Linked DNA regions of Homo sapiens: region 1 is linked to region 2. Evidence: read pairs that join two places in POLR2A ChIA-PET (ENCODE). Cell type or tissue: GM12878. All regions are shown on one strand. Each heading gives the region's core, and the rest is flanking DNA. Links, peaks and the distances in the headings are about the cores only.

Evidence for each region. Peaks named below come from ENCODE experiments on the same cell type or tissue, not always from the same donor. Only the 100,000 strongest peaks of a DNase experiment are listed, where the experiment ranks them.
Region 1: POLR2A ChIA-PET joins it to region 2 with 12 read pairs; 3 of 35 experiments call an interaction of 5 or more read pairs at or near these places.

The regions. Positions count from the first base shown.
Region 1 is chr7:43,828,887-43,840,312 of GRCh38, reverse strand. No RefSeq gene overlaps it. Among named protein-coding and RNA genes, the nearest start is that of MRPS24, 35 kb to the left of the region's middle. RefSeq lists a silencer at 1,142-1,221 and enhancers at 5,128-5,497, 5,409-5,703, 5,628-5,747. In GM12878, for the core only: no CTCF peak of the experiment used is centred there; a DNase peak (open chromatin) is centred at 5,472; H3K4me3 peaks cover 944 bases; H3K27ac peaks cover 1,239 bases.
Region 2 is chr7:43,601,555-43,613,358 of GRCh38, reverse strand. STK17A (serine/threonine kinase 17a) reads right to left here. Exons shown (of 7, transcript NM_004760.3): 3 at 4,959-5,103. It also overlaps a transcript of COA1 not described here. Among named protein-coding and RNA genes, the nearest start is that of STK17A, 24 kb to the right of the region's middle. RefSeq lists an enhancer at 4,394-4,563. In GM12878, for the core only: no CTCF peak of the experiment used is centred there; no DNase peak of the experiment used is centred there.

The DNA of each region.
Region 1 (11,426 bases), core at 4,265-6,764, 230 kb before region 2:
GCTATGGTTAAGATCTAATGAAAGTTCATTATAATGCAAGGAAATTTGGTTGTTTCTGTGGCATACAACATTTAAAATACTAACTGAAATTATGACTTATAACATTACATTGGGACATATCTTGGATAGGGAGGACATTGACAAATTTCCAGGGACTTGACACAATTTCTGAAACAATAACATTTTACCCATACAAATATAACCTAGAGAAGGTTAGTATCTCTTTCTCTCTCTCTCTTTTTTGAGAGAAGGTCTCTTCCACCAAGGTGGGAGTGCAGTGGCCTAATCATGGCTTACTGCAGCCTTGACCTCCTGGGCTCAGGCGATCCTCCCACTTCAGCCTCCCTAGTAGCTGGGACTATAAGTGTGTGCCATCACACCCGGCTATGGTGTGTGTGTGTGTGTGTGTGTGTGTGTGTGTGTGTGTGTGAAAGCAAGTTTATTAGAGAAGTAAAGAAACAAAAGAATGGCTACTCCACAGGCAGAGCAACCTAATTTTTGTATTTTTTGTAGAGGTGGGTTGGTTGCAGGGTGCAGGGGTGTCTAGGCTGGTCTCAAACTCCTGGGCTCAAGCGGTTCTCCCACCTCAGCCGCTCAAGGTGCTGGGATTAAGGTGTGAACCACTGTGCCTGGCTAAGTAGTTCTCATTTGACATTGCTTTCCATGTGATTTAATGTAACTTTAGAATTTTTATAGCTTGTATTATTATTTTTTTGAGACGGAATTTCGCTCTTGTTGCTCAGGCTGGAGTGCAATGGCGCGATCTCGGCTCACAGCAACCTCCACCTCCCAGGTTCAAGCGATTCTCCTGCCTCAGCCTCCCGAGTAGCTGGGATTACAGGCATGCGTCACCACGCCCGGCTAATTTTGTATTTTTAGTAGAGACGGGGGTTTCTCCATGTTGGTCAGGCTGGTCTCGAACTCCCGACCTCAGGTGATCCGCTCGCCTCAGCCTCCCAAAGTGCTGGGATTACAGGCGTGAGCCACCGCGCCCGGCCAGCTTTGTATTTTAAATTTAAGTCAATGGACTATTTTGAATGAATTTTTGTGAAACTTGTAAAGTTTGGATCTACATTTATTTCGTTCCGATTAATAATTTCTTTAACATTTTTGAGAAAGACACAGGATAGTGGGCCCCATTTTATTTTGAACGTCCGTAATCATGGCATTGAACGATCTGAATTTAATTAATTCAACCAGACAGCCAGGAGGGGGCACGCGGCCACCGCTAAACAGTGAGCGAGCGCCGAGGGCCCCGCGCTGCCCCAGATGACCAGCAGGGGGCGTGCGAGCCGCCTTGTCGGACCCCTGAGAAGCCCCCACCGCCTCCGTGCTCCTACTGCGGCCGCCAGCGCCGGGCCCGCAGTGAGGAGGAGAACCTCATTTTCCTCAACACAGATCTAAGGGGACACCGCCTCACTTTGAGACAACTTGAGGCTGCGTCAGTGGTGAGTAAAATCCTTCCTGTCACAGTCCTGACTACTGAGGAGCAGTTGGTCTTCAGAACCCCCAGTAGAGGAAGGGCTTCATGTGGAATTTTGGAAATAAAAAACCCCGGTTTCCACCACACAGGAGGTCCTTCTCAACAGCTAAGACACAGTGGCTGCTAGTATAATACCACGCAGCAGCCTTTTAATACTAACATCACATTCAGAGGCTTACCAGGGAGACTGGTTTCCTAGCTTTGGCTGAACTGGATTTGGGTCAGGCTTAGCCTCTGGAATGAAGTTTGGTGTCACCTCTGCTTTACTGACGCGGTATTGACGTGGTTGATTGATTGATTGATTGATTTTTTTTTTCTAGAGACAGAGCTCCCTATGTTGCCCAGGCTCCAAATCGTGACCTCAAGTGATCCGCCCGCCTCAGCCTTCCAAAGTGCTGGGATTACAGGCCTGAACCACCATGCCTTAGCCTTATTTTTCATTTTTTAGACAGTCTCAATCTGTCAGGCTGGAGTGCAGTGGCACGATCATAGCTCACTGCAGCCTTTAACGTCTGGGCTGAAGGATCCTCCCGTTTCATCTTCCTGAGTAGCTGGGACTACAGGCATGCACCACCAAGCCTGGCTAATTTTTAATTTTATTGTAGAGAAGATGTCTATGTTGCCCAGGCTGGTCTTCAGCTCCTGGATGCAAGCGTTCCTCACGCAAGCGAACCCAGCCCACATGGTTGTTTAAAAAAGTAATTACTGAGGTCAGGAGTTCAAGACCAGCCTGGCCAACATGGTAAAACCCCGTCTCTACTAAAAATACAAAAATTAGCCGAGTGTAGGGGCAGGTGCCTGTAATCCCAGCTACTCCGGAGGCTGAGGCAGGAGAATCGCTTAAACCCAGGAGGCGGAAGTTGCAGTGAGCTGAGATTGAGCCACTGCACTCCAGCCTGGGCGACAGAACAAGACTCCGTCTCAAAAAAAAAAAAAGTAATTACTTTTTGAGGCTGGGCGTGGTGGCTCACGCCTGTAATCCCAGCACTTTGAGAGGCCCAGGCAGGAGGATCACTTGAACCCAGGAGTTCGAGATCAGCCTAGCCAACATGGTGAAACCCCGTCTCTACCAAAAAATACAAAAATAGCAGGGCATGGTGATGTGTACCTATAATCCCAGCTACTCGGGAGGCGGAGGCAAGAGAATCTCATGAACTTGAGAGGTGGAGGTTGCAGTGAAATTGCACCTTTGCATTGCAGCCTGGGCGACAGAGGGAGACTGTCTTAAATAAATAAATAAATAAAAGTAATTACTTTTTGATAATTTCATTCTTATGGAAAACTTGCAATAGCAATACAAATCCCTGTCCTTTCTATCAAAGTCTCCAGTGGTTATTGCTGTACCAGATTTGTAATTTCACACAAAATACTTGTTTTTTTACCCAAAGCAGGGACACTCTCCCAGGTAACAATCACTCTCCCCTTTATCAGGAAATCGACAAGAATTACAAAAATGACCTGGGCGTGGTGGCACACGCCTGTGATCCCAGCTACTCAGGAGGCTGAGGCAGGAGAATCACTGGAACCTGGGAGGTGGAGGTTGCAGTGAGCAGAGATGGACCCAGTGCACTTTAGCCTGGGGGACAGAGTGAGACTCAGTCTCAGAAAAAAAAAAAAAGAAAGAAAGAAAAAGAAAAGAAAAAGAAATTAACACAGTGTCCACATGGCAATCCAGTCCTCAGACCTACTTTGCTTCACCACCTGCTCCAGTGTGGGTGGGAAAAAGATTATCTGCATTTAAAAATTTTTTTCTAACTCCTTGAGTGGCAGATAAAGCAATTTTTATGCCAGACACTGATACTTACATTATGGCTCTGAGCTCAAGATTTTAACCTGTCTGATCTGAGAGCCTAACTTTTCTAAACATTTATGTAATTCTTCTAGACTATTAGTCTTTCAATTACCTGTTTTGTCACCATACACAGTTGTTAGGCAGGCAAACCTAAATTTACATTTCCGAAAGGGACAGTTCAGGTGTCTAGGTTGTTTATCATGGAGCTGTTATTTGTAAAGTCATTAATTTGAAATGGCTTTAAGTCTTTTTTTAAAAAATCTTGGCTCAAATGTCATAAGCAGTGATTTTTATCTCAACACCAGCAGAAAAGTCAGCAGATTGAAAGTAGGCAGGAAAAAAATAAAATAGAGAGATAGAGAACTTCGAAGATTTTGCTTGTTAACCGCATAGTTGGTTGTAGTTTTCTTAGTGACCATCTGAGCTCTGAACTTTCCTTGATAGAATTTGCCCATCTGTTTCAAAATGTGCATGAGAATGAGCCATAATATAGTCAGCTGGAATCCTCAAAGGAAGGTTGTTTTGGCATGGCTTTAGAGTTTAGGATCTCATTCCATTTCTTTTTCTTTATTTTTATTTTTTTGTTTTTGTTTTTTTGAGACACAGTCTCACTCTGTTGCCCAGGCTGGAGTGCAGTGGTTTGACCTTGGCTCACTGCAACATCTTCTGGCTGGATTCAGGCTATTCTCCTTTCTCAGCCTCCTGAGTAGCTGGGAGTACAGGCGCCTGCCACCACGCCTGGCTAATTTTTGTATCTTTAGCAGAGATGGGATTTCACCATGTTGGCCAGGCTGGTCTTGAACTCCTGACCTCAAATGATCTGCCTACCTCAGCCTCCCAAAGTGCTGGGATTGCAGGCATGAGCCACTGTGCCCGGCTTCATTCCATTTCTTATTAATCTCTTGAGAGCAAAGAAATTCCCATAAATCTTTTCAGGGAATGTCAGGAGTTTGGACCAATATTTTACATCAATTTCAGTATGGTAACCACGTTCCTTCACCAAAGTAATACTTTTCACAACACACTGCATAAGTAACATTTGTGGAAACGTCTTTTTAAAATAGTATATAAATAACATTTCAGAAGCCTGTTTAACATGACTACAAACACTTCACTACATTCATTACTTCCTTACATGGAAGTTACACGGTTCACAACAAACTTTGTAAGTAGCATTTAAAAATTTTCTTCTACTTCTTTCCTATCTGGATGTCTGTCATGCTTTTTCTTGCTTGATTGTTGTGGCTAGGACTTCCAGTACTATATTGAATAGACATGGTGAGAGTTGGCATCTTTGTCTTGTTCCTGATCTTAGAGGAAAAAATATTTTCACAGTTAAATATGTTAGCTGTGGGCTTGTCAGAGATAGTCTTTGTCGTGCTGAGAAACATTACTCTTTTTTCAACATTCCTCTTTTGTTTTGGAGACAGGGTCTTGCTCTGTCACCCAGGCTGGAGTGCAGTGGTGCGATCTTGGCTCACTGCAACTTCTGCCTCCTCAGTTCAAGTGATTCTCCTGCCTCAGCCTCCCAAGTAGCTGGGATTACAAGTGTGTGCCACTGCACCCGGCTAATTTTTGTATTTTTAGTAGAAATGGGGTTTCACCATGTTGGCCGTGTTTTACCATGTTGGCCATCTTGAACTCCTGACCTCAGGTGACCCGCCCACCTGGGCCTCCCAAACTGCTGGGATTACAGGCATGAGCCACTGTGCCCGGCCTCAAAAGATTTTTAAATTTCTTCTTTGAGGCTGGGCACAGTGGCACACACCGGTAATCCCAGCACTTTGGGAGGCCAAGGCAGGCAGATTGCTTAAGCCCAGAAGTTTGAGACCAGCCTGGGCAACATGGTGAAACCCCTTCTCTACAAAAAATACAAAAAGCCAGATGTGGTGGTATGAGCCTGTAGTCCCAAGCTACTGGGGAGGCTGAGGTGGGGGGATCACTTGGACCCAGGAGGTTGAGGTTGTGGTGAGCTATTGAGCGACTAAGTGGCTAAGTTGGCTGGACTTCCTGGGTCAATAGGGACTTCCCTAAGGGGACTTTTCCCTAAGCCAAAATGAGTCATAGCTGCAAGCTAAGGGATTGAAACTTCAACCAATCAAAGGGGACTTTCTCCTAAGCCAAAATGAGTCATAGCTGCAAGCTAAGGGATTGAAACTTCAACCAATCATATAGGGAGTTTAAGCTCTAGCTGCAGCGTGATGTTTTTAACCAATCAGGCCCACCAACCCACAAGCGGATAGAAAATAAGCTAATCCTATAGGACAGGAAAAGGAAAAGGAAAAGGGAAGGAGTCATAAGGGCATATAAGCATAAGACACTCAAGCCAGGGCAACCCTTCCAGGTCCCCTTCCACCACGTGGAAGCTTTACTTTCACTTTTGCTTTACATTCACTTTCGCTTTAATAAATCTTGCTGCCACACACTCTTTGGGTCCACACGTTTCTCTAATTGAGCTGTAACACTTGCCACTGTGGTCCACAGCTTCATTCCTTGAAGCCCATGAGACCACAAACTCTTCGATCAAGAAAAACCTTTGATCGGAAGAAGACTTCTCATCTCACTATCATGTCACTGCACTCCAGTATGAGTGACGGAGTGAGACCCCATCTCAAAAAAAAAAATAATTCTTTGACCCATTGGTTGTATAGGAGCATGTTGTTTAAATTCTACATATTTGTGAATTTTCTGAAATTACTCCTATTATTGATTTCTAGTTTTATACCATTGTGATCAGAAAAGATACTTGTTATGATTTCAGTTTTCTTAATTTGTTATGACTTATTTTGTGACCTGATATATACTCTATCTTGGAGAATGTTCCATGTGCACTTGAGAAGATTGTGTATTCTGAATGACATGGTTTGCAGCTGTCCATAAGATCTGAAACATTATTTAAACATGTGTCTTCAGACGCTTCACTACATACATTACTTCCATTCACTAAAATAACACTGTTCATAACATATTGTAGCTCTGTCACCCAGGCCGGAGTGTAGTGGTATGATCACAGCTCACTGCAGCCTAGAACTGCTGGACTCAAGTGATCCTTCCACTTCAGCCTCCCAGAGTTCTGGAACTATGCCACCACACTCTGCTAATTTTAAATTTTTTGTAGAGAGTATCGTTATGTTGCCTAGGCTGGTCTTGAACTCCTGGACTCAAGCAATTCTCCTGCCTCGGCCTCCCAAAGTGCTGGGATTACAGGCATGAGCCACCATGCTTGACCACTAAGTAGCTTTCAAAGAAGCATCTTTCAAACAAGTATGTTTGTCATTTATTATATGCATGAGTGTGGCAAACCACTTTCATCCACTGAGTTAACACTGTTAACAACATAGTGTGTAAGTTACATTCTTTAGAAACATCATTTTTAATTAATTAGTTAATTAATTAATTTTGTAGAGTCTCATTATGTTGTCCAGGCTGGTCTGGAACAAAAATTAGCATAGTGGCATGCACCTGTAATCCCAGCTACACGGGAGGCTGAGGCAGGAGAATTGCTTGAACCCAGGAGATGGAGGTTGCAGTGAGCCAAGATCGTGCCATTGCACTCCAGCCTGGGCGATAGAGTGAGACTCTGTCTGAAAAAAAAAAAAAGTTGATTCAGGTCACAGTTAATGCAAATGTTTCAAAACTGGGTTTCTGATATTTGTAAATGTCTTTGTTTATTACATAAGAGTGTATTACCATTAAAGTTGGTATTGTATTGCTTTCAAAATGAGAAGGTAGGCTGGGCACAATGCCTCACACCTGTGATCCCAGCACTTTGGTAAACCAAGACAGGAGGATCACTTGAACCCAGGAGTTAAAGACCAGCCTGGGCAACATAATGAGACCCTGTCTCTACCAAAAAAAAAAAAAATGGTGTGGTGGCATATGCCTGTAGTCTCAGCTACTCAGGAGGCTGAGATGGGAGGACTGCTCGTGCCTGGATGGTTGAGGCCGCAGTGAGCCACACGCCACTACCCTCCAGCCTGGGCAAAAGAAGTGAGACTGTCTCAACTGTCTCAGAAAAAAAAAAGAAAAAAAAGAAATATGGTCTGTAAAACTCTTAGCACCTTGCCTGGAACATAAAGCTTGCTTAATAAATGGTAGTTAATATAATTTCTAGAAGTCAGCAAAAGAGACTGTAACTGCCCAAGGGGTTCACCTTACCCACTGCCTAGACAAGAGCCAATTCATCAAGACAGGGAATTATAATAGAGAAAGAGTAATTCACACAGGCCCGGCCATGGGGGAGACTGGAGTTTTATTATTACTCAAATCAGTCTCCCCCAGCATTCGCCCACCTTGGCCTCCCAAAGTGCTAGGATTACAGGCATGAGCCACTGCACCTGGCCTGGGGAGCAGAGTTTTTAAGGATAACTTGGTGGGTGGGGGGAAGCCAGTGAGCCAGGAGTGCTGATTGGTCAGGGATGAAATCATAGGGAGTCAAAGCTGTCTGCTTGTGATGAGTCAGTTCCTGGGTCGGGGGCCACAAGATCAGGTGAGCCAGTTTATTGATCTGAGTGATGCCAGCTGATCCATCAAGTACAGGGTCTGCAAAATATCTCAAGCCCTGATCTTAGGAGCAGTTTAGGGAGGGTCAGAATTTTGTAGCCTCCAGCTTCATGACTCCTAAACCATAATTTCTAATCTTGTGGCTAATGTTAGTCCTACGAAGGCAATCTAGTCCCCAGGGAAGAAGGAGGTCTGCTTTGGGAAAGGGCTGTTACCATCTTTGTTTAAACTATAAACTAAGTTTCTCCCAAAGTTAGTTCAGCCTATGCCCAGGAATGAACAAGGACAACTTGGAGGTTAGAAGCAAGATGGAGTCAGTTAAGTTAGATCCCTTTCACTGTCTCAGCCATACTTTTGCAAAGGTAGTTTCAATCCCTCCCTTTGGGTTTTATAATACCTCAATCTTAAGGTGTAGGCTATGAAGATGGGAAAAGGCTGTTGATCACTTTGGCTTCTTCCTGCTGAAAGGGGACATAGTGGGAATGAGAGTGAACCCCAAGGTGGGAAGAGTGGAACTGCTTTGCAATTGTCTGAGCATACTCATGCAGGCATGGTTGAGCTTCCAAGGCTTGCAAGGTAAAAACATTAGTATTCTCATCTATAGTTTTAGTACAGTATTTATGTGAACAGCATACTATAAGGTAAATAATGAGTCCTAGGATGAGGAGTACAATTCCCAAGTTTAAAAGCAAAGATTTGAAAGCATTAGTTTGGAGACTTCTAACCCATAAAGAATTTAGAATTTAGTCTAAACTGCAGAAAAAACCTCAAGAACAGCTAACAACAGTGTACTATAGTTTTTCTTTTGAAGCACAATTTTTCTCTCTCCAGTGCCCATTTTTATTAAAAACAATCATGATAGAACTGATTTGCTTACAAAATAAACTTCAGTCTTAACTGTACTTGGCCTGATTATTTGCATAAGGTGCAGCAAGAATAATTATTTTTCAATTAGGCTTTTAAAATTGGCTTTGATAGAACTCTCTTCCATGAAGAATCTCAGATAAGACTTTTTAAAGGCCAACCCCAGCCATGGATTTGTACCCTCAAATACCTATGAGTTGGGTGAATTCCTCTCCTCTTGAGGTCCCAAGATAACTTGGTGTTCCTGGGCCTGTTAGAAAATGACATTCTTTACTTACCACAGATCAGAAACCTTGTACAGGCACCCTGTGTGGACAAGGTATAAGGCCAGATGCCCCAATGGGCTTTAATTGGCTCTAAAAGTCCACTTTGATTCTTTAAAGGAAGCATGCCATTCAAGTCAAAGCCTTGGTAAAATAACCAATTTCTCCAGTTGTGTCCTGTTACAAAAGAAAACAGATTCTTATTGCACTTATGCAATTAACTATACCTCTGTAAGTTGAGAATACTCACAAATAGTTTCCAAATTCTGGAGAAATCAGGCAGAGAGGAACAAATATGCTCCAAGTTTTGTTCACAGGAGTATATTTTACTCATTTGTTAAAAGTTGCAAATAGCTCTAAAGAAATAAGTTATCTTGACTGAACACAAAAGGTTTAGCAATGTTTAACACATTAGCTCTCCATGAGAGTCCTAGAAGTTTGGTTTTTTTCCTCTATTCCAATAGCACATTTTTTTTTTTTTTTCTGAGACAGAGTCTTGCTCTGTCACCCAGGCTGGAAGTGCAGTGGCATGATCTTGGCTCACTGCAACCTCCACCTCCCAGGTTCAAGCAATTCCCCTCCTTCAGCCTCCTGAGTAGCTGGGATTACAGGTGTGTGCCACCACGCCCAACTAATTTTCATATTTTTAGTAGAGATGGGGTTTCACCATGTTGGCCAGGCTGGTCTTGAACTCCTGACCTCAAGTGATCTGCCTGTCTTGGCCTTCCAAAGTGTTGGGATTACAGGCATAAGCCACCACACCTGACCAATAGCACAGTTTTTAAAGTTATCTGAGACCTGAACTCAGAGTCCTGTATCTGATTATAAACTACCTTTTGAAAAGGACTAAAGCAAGACAAAATGTCTGTGGATGACAAAAGTCTATAGCTACAATTGACTAGGAATTTTGGTTACTTCTGTGGCATACAACAATTTTACATAACAATTATAATTATTGATAAAGTACACTAAATTATATCAACATTATAGAAGTTTCTCATAATTTTGGAACACATACCAATAACATATTTATACAAATACAGTCCAAAGAAAACCAAACACTATTCACTCTTCTATTTGAAAGTTTTTTTTTCTATTCTAATGTCACAATCTCCTAGTTATTAATCAGAAAACTGGATTTAAGAGCACCTGTTAGGCTGGGCGCTATGGCTCACGCCTGTTATCCCAGCACTTTGGGAGGCCAAGGTAGGTGGATCACCTGAGGTCAGGAGTTCGAGACCAGGCTGGCCAACATGGCAAAACCCCGTCTCTCCTAAAAATACAAAAATTAGCCAGGTGTGGTGGCAGTTGTCTGTAATCCCAGCTACTTGGGAGGCTGAGGCAAGAGAATTGCTTGAACCCAGAAGGCGGAGGTTGCAGTGAGCCAAGATTGTGCCATCGCACTCCAGCCTGGGGGACAAGAGCGAGTGAGATGTTGTCTCCAAAAAAAAAAAAAAAAAAAAGAGGACCTGTTAAATTTTGTAGCTGATTATAAAATTACCTTTTAAAGAGGAGCAAAGTGAGACAACAATTATCGGCAGATGACAAAAACATTTTAGGGCAGCCACAGTTAAAGGCACAATTGACAAGGAAATTTACCTCTGTGGCACACAGTCATTTTTGGGTTTTAGAGGACCTAATATCTAAAATATTAGGTTAGGAAGAGACATAATTTATAATTTGATTTTGGAAAATTTGTCAAATATCAAAGGTTTAAAACACTGGATGTCACAAAATAGATTCTTGAACTCCTGACCTCGTGATCTGCCCACCTCAGGCTCCGAAAGTGCTGAGATTACAGATGTGAGCCACTGCGCTCGGCCGGGCACTTATTTTTCTAAGCCAAGTAATCAGAGCTCTTTTATATGTAAACACACACACACATGCAACACATATAAATACAGACAGACAGAAGATTCAGCACTTGTAAGATTTTTCATTTGCCAGTTTCTTAATTGGATTACTGGCTTCAGGCTGGAGCCCTTGGAGGAACAGGACCAGGAAAGCATCCATTTCTAGGGCCAAATAAGCAGCAAATAAGCAGCTGAAGGCAAAGACAGAGCCCCAAAATTAAGGGTGCCATTTTATACTGGATCCCCAAAAGGAGAAGACAGTGCAGTGCTTCTGCTCTGCATTTCGCTGCAGGTAACCCAAAGCTAATCAGCCCATTTTGTAATTAGCCCATCCTTCATGGGAGTTTCATCTCCCAGTGTGGGGTGAGGATATTCCCTTATCTTCCAGGTGGCCAAGAGCATGCTTCCCTGATCCAAGTGTGCAAAGAGTCAAGTATCCCTCCATAAGTACTATTAGCCATCCCTTAAAGTGTATTTCCTACCTAGTGGTTACACACCAAAGCTCTCTCATAATGCAAAGTAATTTCTGATACCCCCAAAACTCAAAACCGTCAGATAACACAATGTAAAACAGAACAGAGCCTTTGATTTTGAGAGGGAGCTATCCACTTTTAATTCCTGGAGTTTTATAAGGAAAACAGAGGTTTTTCCCCAAAACGGGGTCTGTG
Region 2 (11,804 bases), core at 4,867-7,366:
CATCTCTAGGTTACTCAGAATAGCTATTATAATACCACACATCACCTCATTTGTGTGGATTCAATGAAATACTTGGTGGGGGGCCAATTCAAGTTTAGCTTTTTGGAACTTTGTGGAATTTTTGCACCCTGAATATTTTCAACCTGTGGTTGGTTGAATCCATGGATGCAGAGGGCTGACTGTACTAACACTGCTGAAAGACTGAACCAGTACAACACCATTTGAAGAAAAAAGAGCAATAGATTTTAAGACCAGATTTCTTTGTGCTATTTTTAGTCAGTCCTCCCTCCCTCTGACAGGACTAAAACCAGGCCGCTGTACTGAATGACTAATTCACCAAATTATTGAGACTGTTTGGGTACTTTTAGTTGGTTTTGTTCTGACTTTGCCAGGGTTGTTGTTTCTCAGATTTGCAATTTCTGCAACATTTTATATATTAAACGAATGGGTTTTCTCTTAATCATGGCTTGTCTTTTCTATTTTTGTGGCTGTATGGACTCATACTTTTACAGACTCCTAAATCTGCATCTGCTACTCCCTCCCCCACCCCAAGAACTTTCCCAGCTCTATTTAAGATATTTGGCTGACAGTCTTCAGTGAATCAGTCTTTTGGCAAATTGATCATTCAGGCTCTGCACCAAAGCTAAGCAGTGTATTTCCCATAGCGTCAATTATATCCTTAATAGAAGCAACTATAACAGTTGTTTTAACTTCCAACTAACTTCTGTCACAGGGACAGGAGTTTCCCATTTTAACCAGCATGGAGACTAAATAGCCTAATAATTCAAAATTACCATACATATTGGGATTATCAGTTTTTAGAGAATGAAAACATAATATATTTAGCTTTGAGGCAATGTGGGAAAATAATTTCTTAAAAAATAGCCTAGTCTTTCAAACGCTTCTAGAGACCAAGAGTCAACATTATGAGCACACACTGTCGAAGACAGAGGACAGCAGACTCACTTCATCCAGACTCACAGAGGCCAATTGGAAATGACCTTTTAGTAGAAATCACTCCCGCATGCATGGTTGCCATACCAACCCCATCTCTATCCTCTCCCTCCAGTAGTTGACTCAGAGACATGTCTGACTGCACATGGAGGGGCATGAAGGCAGAAGGAAGGCTGAGAACCCTTTGGACCACTTTGTCTTCTAGTTCCTCTGGGTCGAGGAAACATGGAGAGTCCAGTTTCCAACATCAAAGGCCTGTCATCGTCATCAAGGCCTCTACTGAATCTGGAAAGAATTCTAAACCAAGTGTATTAGAGAGAAAGGAATATGATTGATACTGAATATACTGAGGAGAAAGGGATATAATTTCCTTGTGTAAATACACACTTAAAGTTGGTATTCAAGAACTTAATATTCACCTTTGATGCTCTCAAGTAACATCAAAGATCCATGACACATGGTGCTGACAACCTGTTTGACTTGCTACTTAATTAGTTCTTGAATAGTCACAGGTTCAACTGTCATAAGCTGAAAGCTCATTTCCTATAGGTGCAATGCTATTTAAATTGGGGTTCTCTTCCTGGAAGTCCATCATAAGACTAGTAAAACATCATTAAAAAATAAAACAGATACACGATTTTGCAAAGTTAAGAGTGTAAAACCAAACATGAAAGAAGCTACAGCATAAACATTTATTTTGGGAATTCCTCTGCATGGCTAATACTTAAAGTATTAGCCCAGTGAAAGTCCGTACTGCGGAGGCCATATCTTCCTTGTAAATGTTCCCGAGGGAAGCAAGGTGGAAATTTCTTGCAGCAAGGATCTTTGAACTTCTTATGCATATGACACACTGAAGGGGAAAAGCAATGCCCCCACCCAAGCTATGAAAGGTTTTAACTAGGTAACCTTCAGCATTAACATCAGGCCACCTCAGCGTGTGGGTGTGCACATGTCCATACTTGCTTTCAAAAAACGCCACTGTGTACCATGTGGCTACTGGGTCCTGAGTGTCCATTTTAGCCATGGTATTAAAAAATTAATATCTTTGAGAAAAGATAAATGTGTATAAAATGAATTTACATTGGCATCTTTCAAAAGAGAACAAGAAAACTTCCACATTGTTTTCTTTTCCCTGTATTTTTCTGTAGGAAACGAGTAAATTTTTCTGTAGGAAACTAGTATTTAAAAAGAAACTACCTTTCCACCTAAATTCAAATGGGACATTATCAAGTTTGCTGTAGAAGTCAACCTCCAGATTATACACACTGTATCCTCTTTTTTTTGTTTTGAGACGGAGTCTCATTCTGTCAGCCAGGCTGGAGTGCAGTGGCGCAATCTCGGCTCACTGCAACCGTCACCTCCCAGGTTCAAGCGATTCTCCTGCCTCAGCCTCCCAAGTAGCTGGGATTACAGGTGCCTGCCACCACACCCAGCTAATTTTTGTATTTTTCGTAGAGATAGGGTTTCACCATGTTGGCTAGGCTGGTCTCAAACTCCTGACCTCAAGCGATCTGCCCTCCTTGACCTCCCAAAGTGCTGGGATTACAGGCATGAGCCACTGCGCCCAGCCTGTACACTCCTTCTTGAGAGTGCGCCTTCATGCAATAAAAATTAAGCAGTTATTTATATAGTATTAAATATATACATATATGAATTTATATTTATATAGTATGACTCTATCTATCTATATAAATAAACAAAGGTATTACGGAATGTGCCATATAGCAGTTCTTTTTTTGAGACGAAGTCTCGCTCTGTTGCCTAGGCTAGAGTGCAATGGCGTGATCTCAGCTCACTGCAACCTCCACCTCCCGGATTCAAGCGATTCTCCCCCCTCAGCCTCTGGAGTAGCTGGGACTATAGGCGTGCGCCACCACACTTGGCTAATTTTTTGTATTTTTAGTAGACATGGGATTTCACCATGTTGGCCAGGCTGGTCTTGAACTCCTGACCTCAAGTGATCTGCCTGGCTCGGCCTCCCAAAGTGCTGGGATTACAGGCATGAGCCACCACACCTGGCCATATAGCAAGTCTTTTTTTTTTTTTTTTTTTTTTTTTGAGACGGAGTCTCGCTCTGTTGCCCAGGCTGGAGTGCAGTGGCACGATCTCGGCTCACTGCAAGCTCCACCTCCTGGGTTCACACCATTCTCCTGCCTCAGCCTCCCAAGTAGCTGGGACTACAGGCACCCACCACCATGCCTGGCTAATTTTTTTGTATTTTTACTACAGACAGGGTTTCACCGTGTTAGCCAGGATGGTCTCGATCTCCTGACCTTGTGATCCGCCCACCTCGGCCTCCCAAAGTGCTGGGATTACAGGCGTGAGCCACCGCGCCCGGCCCTGGCCATATAGCAATTCTTAAAGTGGCCCCTGGCCTGAAGTTTAAGCCTCGCCTTGCCCTACCCTGAATCAGAAACTTTAGGGTTGTGGCCTAGCAATTTGTATTAACAAGCCCTTCCAGGTGATTCTGATTCATGTCTGGGTCAGAGAACACTGCCATTAAGCATCTACTTTCTGCTAGAGGGGATACTACAGCAGAGGTCAAGGTAGATCAGTAGATGATCGTGGTGTGAGATGATGCTGCAATTCAGGATGGGAAAGTTTTTTGGGGGTGGTCCAGAGGCTTCGGCCTTCTCAGGTTACCATCCTTCCTAACCCTATTTCCTCTGGCCAGTAAGGCCATCTTTGTAAATGAAATAAACACTAGGAACTAGGGTTGCTGTGGCATGTTCTGTGTTTGAGGAATGTTTCATTTCCCCACAGTTGCACCTGGACTTGATATGAAAGTAACCATCAGAAAATCAACAGAGATCTTAAACTTGCCTACCACAGACACCTGCAGGAATATACTAAGAATCATCATAGTGGACCTTTATTGTCTCCTGAGCACCCATTCTTTGTTCTTTCAGAAACACAACTGGTTTTGAGAATCCATCCCTTCTTCACTCAGTCCACGTAAAGGTTAGGATGGTAGAAAGTGTTATACCTCTTCCTCCAGAGTTGGAGCCTATGACACTGATGACACTGGCATGGAAAGCCAAAGCCCTACACCAACCAGCACACTTACTGGTTCCAAATTGATCTACGCTGGTGTAATCAGAGTGAATCTCAGAACTTTGGACAGAGCTGTGAGCAGAGACTGACTTTCCTGCTGTCTCCAGGTAGCTGCAAGGCTGAACAGCAGCACCTACTTTATTACCATCTTACTGTCATTCAAAGAAGGCAGAGCTGAATGCTGGAGAAAAACTGAGTACTAGCAACAGTTTTTGAACCCTGAATACTGTCATAACTGAAGCTAGAATTATCCCTGGACTTGTTTGCCACTAAAATTTCCTTGTTTTGCTTACCCTGGTTTCAGCTGGCACCCTGATCACTTGAAAGGAACATAACTGATATACTGTCCTTTGTTTTTCTTTCCTTCCTCTTCTCCGCCTTTGATGATTTTAAATTAGAAATCTACCTGCCTCTAATCTCTTTAATTTTCTCATTTATTTACTGCTGCCTATTTTCCAAAACACTGCTTCTCGAATATTCCTGGCTCAAAAATCATCTATGTCTTCATGACATATGAAACCCCTAGAATCCAGCCTTTCCCCAGCTTTTAATATCTCCTAATTGATTTCTCAATTCCAGTGAAATGATTCCATTTATTTTTTTCCCAAACACATCACAAATATTCCTAACTCTTGTGAGCAATTTTCTCTCATTCTTCTCAACTTATCTAAATCCTAACTTTTCAAAAGATCTAGCTCAAGTTCTGTCTTATCATATTTTGAGTTCCTTTCTTTGGCATTGTATTATTTTGTATCTTTCCATGTACACATGTGTGCATTATCTCCCTGATAAAACTAACTGGCTAGAGGATAGGAGTAAAGACTCAATTCTAATATCCTTGTTACCTAATAATACACAAACGTGAAACATGTTTGAATAAATCACTGTTAAATATTTTATGTCTTGAATGTCATTCTTTAGCAATCTCAAAATTGTAATTTGAATCTTACCTTCAAATCAAGATGAACTACATCACGAGTGTGTAAAAAGTGAACACCTTCTAAAATCTGTCGCATAAGTCTTTGAACATCTTTTTCTTTAAAGGCTTCTTCTCTGTCTGCAACACACTGGTCAAAGATTTCACCCCCAGCAGCACTAGAGAAGGGCAAAATTAAAGTAATATATAACTCATAAGAAATGGCGAACACTTACACCAAAACTACAGAGTAAATTAATTACAGTCTGGCAGTAACTGTATACCTTTTTTAAAAAATGTATTTTTATTTTGAAAAATAGAGATGGGACCTCACTATGTTGCCCAGGCTGGTCTCAAACTCCTGTGCTCAAGTGATCCTCCCACCTTGGCCTCCAAAGGTGTTGGGATTACACGTATAAGCCTTTGTACCCAGCCTGTATAACTGTTAGTATGGATTTAACAACCTGAATCAAAACACGGTATAGGCTGAGCCAACTCAGTTCCAAGTAGCTCAAGATGCACCACGATGTAATGTACAGTTTACTAAGCCCTCTGCACATACAGGCCACAATTTGCTGGTAACAGAACTGTGTTCCTCAATTGAAATAAAGAACTGCATTTTGGCTGAAACAGTTTCTTAATCACAGTTTATTGTCATCTGAGTTCCTCAGCCCATTACTATCAATTTACATAAACACAAGGATTTCTTTACCTAAATTTTAAGAGCAATTAGTCTCTTTACACTATAAAGTTACCCATTCTTGCTTTTTTTTTTTTTTTTTTTTTTGAGACGGAGTCTTGCTCTGTCACCAGGCCGGAGTGCAGTGGCGTGATCTCAGCTCACTGCAACCTCCGCCTCCTGGGTTCAATCGATTCTCCTGCCTCAGCCTCCCGAGTAGCTGGGACTACAGGCGTGGGCCACCACGCCCGGCTAATTTTTTTGTATTTTAGTAGAGACGGGGTTTCACCAGGTTGGCCAGGATGATCTCGATCTCCTTGACCTCGTGAGCCACCCACCCTGGGCTCTCAAAGTGCTGGGATTACAGGCGTGAGCCACCATGCCCGGCCCCATTCTTGCTTTAACAAATGGTTTCTTCTTGGTGTTTTCAACAATTTAAGTAGTTTACATAAGCACAAAATATACTGCTAACTACAGTTTTGTGAAAATTTTCAAGTATGTATTTCAAATATAGACTATTATAATAAAATTGAGGCTGGGCACAGTGGCTCACACCTGTAATCCCAGCACCTTGGGAGGCTGAGGCAGGCAGATCACCTGAGATCAGGAATTCCAGACCAGCGTGACCAACATGGAGAAGCCCTGTCTCTACTAAAAATACAAAATTAGCCAGGCATGGTAGCGCATGCCTGTAATCCCAGCTACTCAGGAGGCTGAGGCAGGAGAATCACTTGAACCTGGGAGGCAGAAGTTGGGATGAACCGAGATCACACCATTGCACTCCAGCCTGGGCAACAAGAACAAAACTCCATCTCAAAAAAAAAAAAAAAAAAAAAAAAGAAAATCGAAAAGCTAGATTGAGTGACCATTAAGATGACATTCATTCCTCTCAAAAAAAAAGAGACTATATTTCTCTCGGTACAACATATAATCATATAACCCTGTTTAACTGTGGATTTTACTCATTAACTAAACTAAATGCCATATTAACTAATATCACTAAATGTGATCTCACTAAAGAACAATCTGAGATGTTAAAAGCATCTCTCAAGTATAGTAACAGAAAATATAATATTAACTAATTTACACAAAGTACTTTCCTTCACATGGAAGCTAGAGAAGCCCTATAATAGCTTTGCTTTTTCTATCTTTAACTACAGCAACACTACTTTTTAACCAAAAAATTTTACTGGGAAATTAATTAAAAAACTGTTAACAAAAAAAGTTTTGTACAAAAACTACTTTTACAGAAAACATTTAGAACTTTAAAATTTCAACTTTCTAGTGGTCATTGGAAAGTTGTGAGATGATTATCTTTTGACCAACATTATTCAGAGCCATATAACTGATGTTTAGAAGCTAAGAGTAACTGAGTTTCCCTAGCTGCCTGCACCTTGGCTGTATCATAGCTTCCCGCCTCAAACCAAACACTGTTTTTTCTATCTAAAGTAGCATTTCCATTTCTGTCCTGCTCTGAGGCCCAGTTTGGATCTTTACTTTCTCATTATTCAAATTCAACAAACCATCAAATATGTTAGGCCCTATGCTCCATCCTAGAGATAGAAAGATAATTACAAATAAGTATGTCTGGTCCTTCAAGCTCTAGTGGGGAAGAGAAAAATGAAAGATATTTAAATAACAAATACATATGCATTAATATATATGTGAAATTATATATTAAATGACTTGATAACTTAGCAATTGAGCAATTAATTGGAAAGGAAGTAGAAAAAAAAAATCTTGGAAAGATGACATTTATTCTGAGCCTTGAAGGATTACTTAGAAGTCCACTAGATGAAATGGTAACAGCACATCCTAGATAGAGGGAGCACATGTGTGAGGGCACATTGTGTAAAAAATACATGGTACACTCATTAAAGGGCAAGTTTCTACTTCCCCATCCAACCAAATGGTATGGCACTTGCCCTCTGGCTATAAACAACTAGAAAATTAAAGCATATGAACCAACTATTTCAGGCATTAGAACAACAGGTATAGGACCATGAGCTGTGAGAAAAGGTAAGCTCTCCAATCTTCCTACTTGGTAACAATTTATGGACAGGGGTATAGGGTAGGGGAGGAACCCAAGCAGAAGTGGAATGCAGCAGCCATGCTAAGCTGAGAAGACAGACTGGGAGTTTGGCAAGGCTAAGACAGCTGGAATTGGCAGGTGAGTACCAGAGAGGAGGGAGCTGCACAAAGAGATCTGCTCAATAGTACTTTGAAGTCTTAGACAAAATAACTCTGGAAAATTATAAGGCTGAGAAATTCCCAGTGTTCACAAAGAACAAGGGTAAGACATTTAAATTTTGTCAAGCTAGAGTAGAAAAGCCACTCTAAACACTGGGGCAACGAACAGACTTCTTTGGGAGGGCCATCCTTTATATCAAGGCTAACCTAGTTCTAGGTCTGTCCTAACCAAACTGATCTACAAGTAATTTAAATGACTGCCAAAACATACTTCACCATTCTTTAATGGGATAAAATCTACTCAACCCTGCAACATTCCAAATGTATGTCATTTTACCAAAAATTTCTAGATATCTGAAAATGCCACAAATTACAATTCACAACCAATAGGAAAAATAATAAAAGCAGACCCAGAAATGACAGAGATGATGGAATTGGCAGATAAGGACCTTAAAACAGGCATTATAAAGATGCTCAAAGATTTAAAGTAAAATATGAACATAATCATGTAAGAGATGGAGGTTACAAAAAGAACCAAAAGGAACTTTCATAGGTGAAAAATACAGTATCTCAAATGAAAAACCCATTGGATAGTCTTTATAGCAGATCAGACACTGCAGAAGAATCAGTGAATTTTAAGATGCAGCAAAATAAGCTGTCAATGGAAGCACAGAGAGAGAGAGGGAGGGAAAAAAGACTGAACAAAACAAACAGGACCCCAGGGATCTATGGGACAGCATCAAGCCATTTAATACACTGTAATTCAAGGAATAAGAGAAGAGAGGTAGGGGTAGGAAAATATTAGAAAACATACCCATGGCTGAAAAATTTCCAAATCTGATAAAAACTATAAACAAAAAAATTTAAGTAGCTCAATGAACTCCAAGCCAGATAAATACAAATAAAACCAAGGCACTATACTCAAATTGCTAAAAACCAGTGAGAAAGAGGAAAATCTTTAAAAAGGCACATTTATAGGTGAACCAAGGTAAGAATGATCACAGACTTCTTGTCGTAAATAATGCAGGGAAGATGACAATGGAATGACAAAAAAAGCAGTGTGCCAAGAATGTAGGGTGAGGTAGAAAAGGACTAGAAGGAGATGAGGTAGAATAGAAGTCAGGGAGAAGAGCACAGGATGAGGGGAAAACAACTCAAAAAATTCAGAGTAAGGCAATGATGGGCTAATATATACTGTGAAATGCCTCCTCCTCCAGGAAGCACTCCCTAACCTCCCAGGCAGAGTAAAGGAGCACAGTATATGGATAAAAGCAGAAGCTTTGGAATCTCACACTCCTGGACTAAATTCTGGCTCTGCTATTTGTAATACAGCACAACCTAAGGTTGATTTTTTTTTCTTATATATAAAATTGTGTTCTAAAATTTATAAACAGTGTAAATAAAGCATATAAGTAATATATATAAAGCTGGAAGACTTAGCATAGTGCCTGGCACATAGTGAATGCTTAATACATTTTGACTATTATACTCTAGTTCACACAACAACTAGTAAGAACTCCTAGTAAATCATCAACATTGCTGCAATCATTTATAGGCCAAATATCCCTTCTCTTAAATGTTTGGGACCAGAAGCATTTGGGATTTCATATTTTGAAATATTAGCATATACATAATGAGCTATATTGGGGGAGGGGACCCAAATCTAAACACAAAATACATTTATATTTCATATGCAACTTACATACATAGCCTGAAGATAATTTTATACAATGTTTTAAATAATTTTGTGCATGAAACAAAGTTTGTGTACACTGAACCATCAGAAAGTGAAGGTGTCACTCTCCGCCACCACGTGGAATCACAGCAAGTTTACACTTACACATACCTGCTGCATTAGCACAGCCCCCAGCATAGTTATTCTATCCTTAGCATCCTTAATTCCTATAAAGGTGATCTTATCAGCTGTGGTCAGCATCTTTCTGGGATAATATATAAGGTCAGATGTGGAATTTTCTACTGTGGCATCAGGTTAGCGCTCAAAGTTTCAAACTTTGGGACATTTCATTTCCAGGTTAAGAATGTTCAACCTCCATATCTATTTCCTTTGCTAGACTTTTAGCACCTGGAGATAAGGGGCTATGTTTTTTCACTTTTTATATGATCAGTACCTATTAGTATCTAGTGCACATAGCAGGTGCTTCAGGAATGATTAATTGATGCAGTGATCATAACTTGCCTGTTTCCATAACAACAATCTATTGATGCGGCTGAGAATTTTGGTATCTCAGTATCCAGAGTATATCTCTAAGACTTCCTCTTCAAACTAAAAGTAGAACATAAAAATTTTTGGCCAATTCATACTGATTTTGGTCTAAAAAAAACCTGATCATCAAAGAAACAGAAGCCACCAAACGTTTCTAAGCAAGAGAATAATATCACCAAATCTGTATTTTTATTATTTATCTAACAGTAGCAGGAGGGATTTCCCAGGATTGAAACCAGGGTGACCAGCTGAGAAGCTACTGGAGAGGTTTAAGCGGAAGACTTGGTAATTCATTATACTGTATAGGAGTGTTAAAGAGGAAAAAGGAATTAAGGATAACTTCGAGGTTTCTAGCTTGAGCAATGAAACAGATGGGGATACTAAACAAAAGAAAAACAGGCCTTAATAGGGCAATGCAGGAGTACTGATATTGACTGCTATTGACTGCACTGATACTGATATATTGACCAATAATGATCTGCAGTTGGACACAGGAATACGCAACAGGCAGCTGGAGCTTAAGAAAGGGGCAGAGGTTGGAAACAAAAATTTGGAAATAATCTGCATGTAAATGATAGCTGAAGCCACAAAAATAGATTGTTATCCAGGGTAAATGTATAAAACATAAATGTATGACATAAGTAACGCTGATGGAACTGGGGGGAACACTTACATTTATATAGTAGAAAAGGATAAACGGCTCTGAGAGGAGGAGGAGATTTTAAAAAAATAGGGCTGTGAAAGCCAAGGAAGAACATGATTTCAAGAAAGAAGGGATAATATCAAGTGTTCAAAGAGAGCAAGAACTGGCATGAATACTAAAATGAGGAGACTAATTTTGGCACACAGGACTGGTGACCTCATCAAAGTATTAGAAGAGCAGATGGCATTAGATTAAAAAGTGAATGGGGTATTGGCCCATGAACAGATGAGTGAATCAATGAAGTAGAACAAAACTGGAAGGTGAGGAATGCTATAAATCCAGACTATTCTTTTAACAAGTATAGCAGTAAGGAAAAGAGAAAGGCAAGACATAAGAGTCAAAGCTGAGGAAGGAATTTTAGCATAGAAGAGACTGAAATATTAGAAAACAAAGGGAAAAGAACCACCACGGGAGGAGGGACTGAAACTCTAGAAGAGGTTACATAACTTAGGAAAAAACAAAACACAGGTCCTAGAAAAGAAAGGATGAGAATTAAAGAACTTAAATAAGGGTTTCAGTCTTGGAAATAATTAGCTGAATCTCTTCCATTGAACAGCAGGGAAGGGCATGAGAGCAACAAAGACAGATATTAGAGGAAGAGAGGAGGGATGCTTGGGGAGTGTGTGTCTGATGGCCTTGATTTCTCCATATGGGGGAGAAAAGGCTAGGTATCTCATGAATGGTAGGAAGTAGGTGACACAGTAAAGATATTGATTAGCTCAGGGGGTGGGGGTGTTAAAAGGACATAAGAGATTAGGTACAGACTTGCCAAGCTATACCATGAGCCTAGCTGAAGATGGAACTCTTACACTTGTACTAAGTAGATGAAAAACGATCCAAGTCCTTCCAAGAATGTGTGGCAGCACAGGAGGAGGGACACACAGCATGCATTCTGGGTTTCAAATGGGCAAATGAGTTGCAGAGGATGACCAAGAGGAAGAGGGAAATAATGTGAGGTGCTGGTAAGAGAGGAATTGAATTAACTACTAAAGAGGAGAAGGAAAGAAAAGGGAAGAAAAAAGTCAGAAGCCGGGTGAAGACTGGAAGAACTGAAATGGGTCCCAGGATGAAAGGCTGAAGAGCA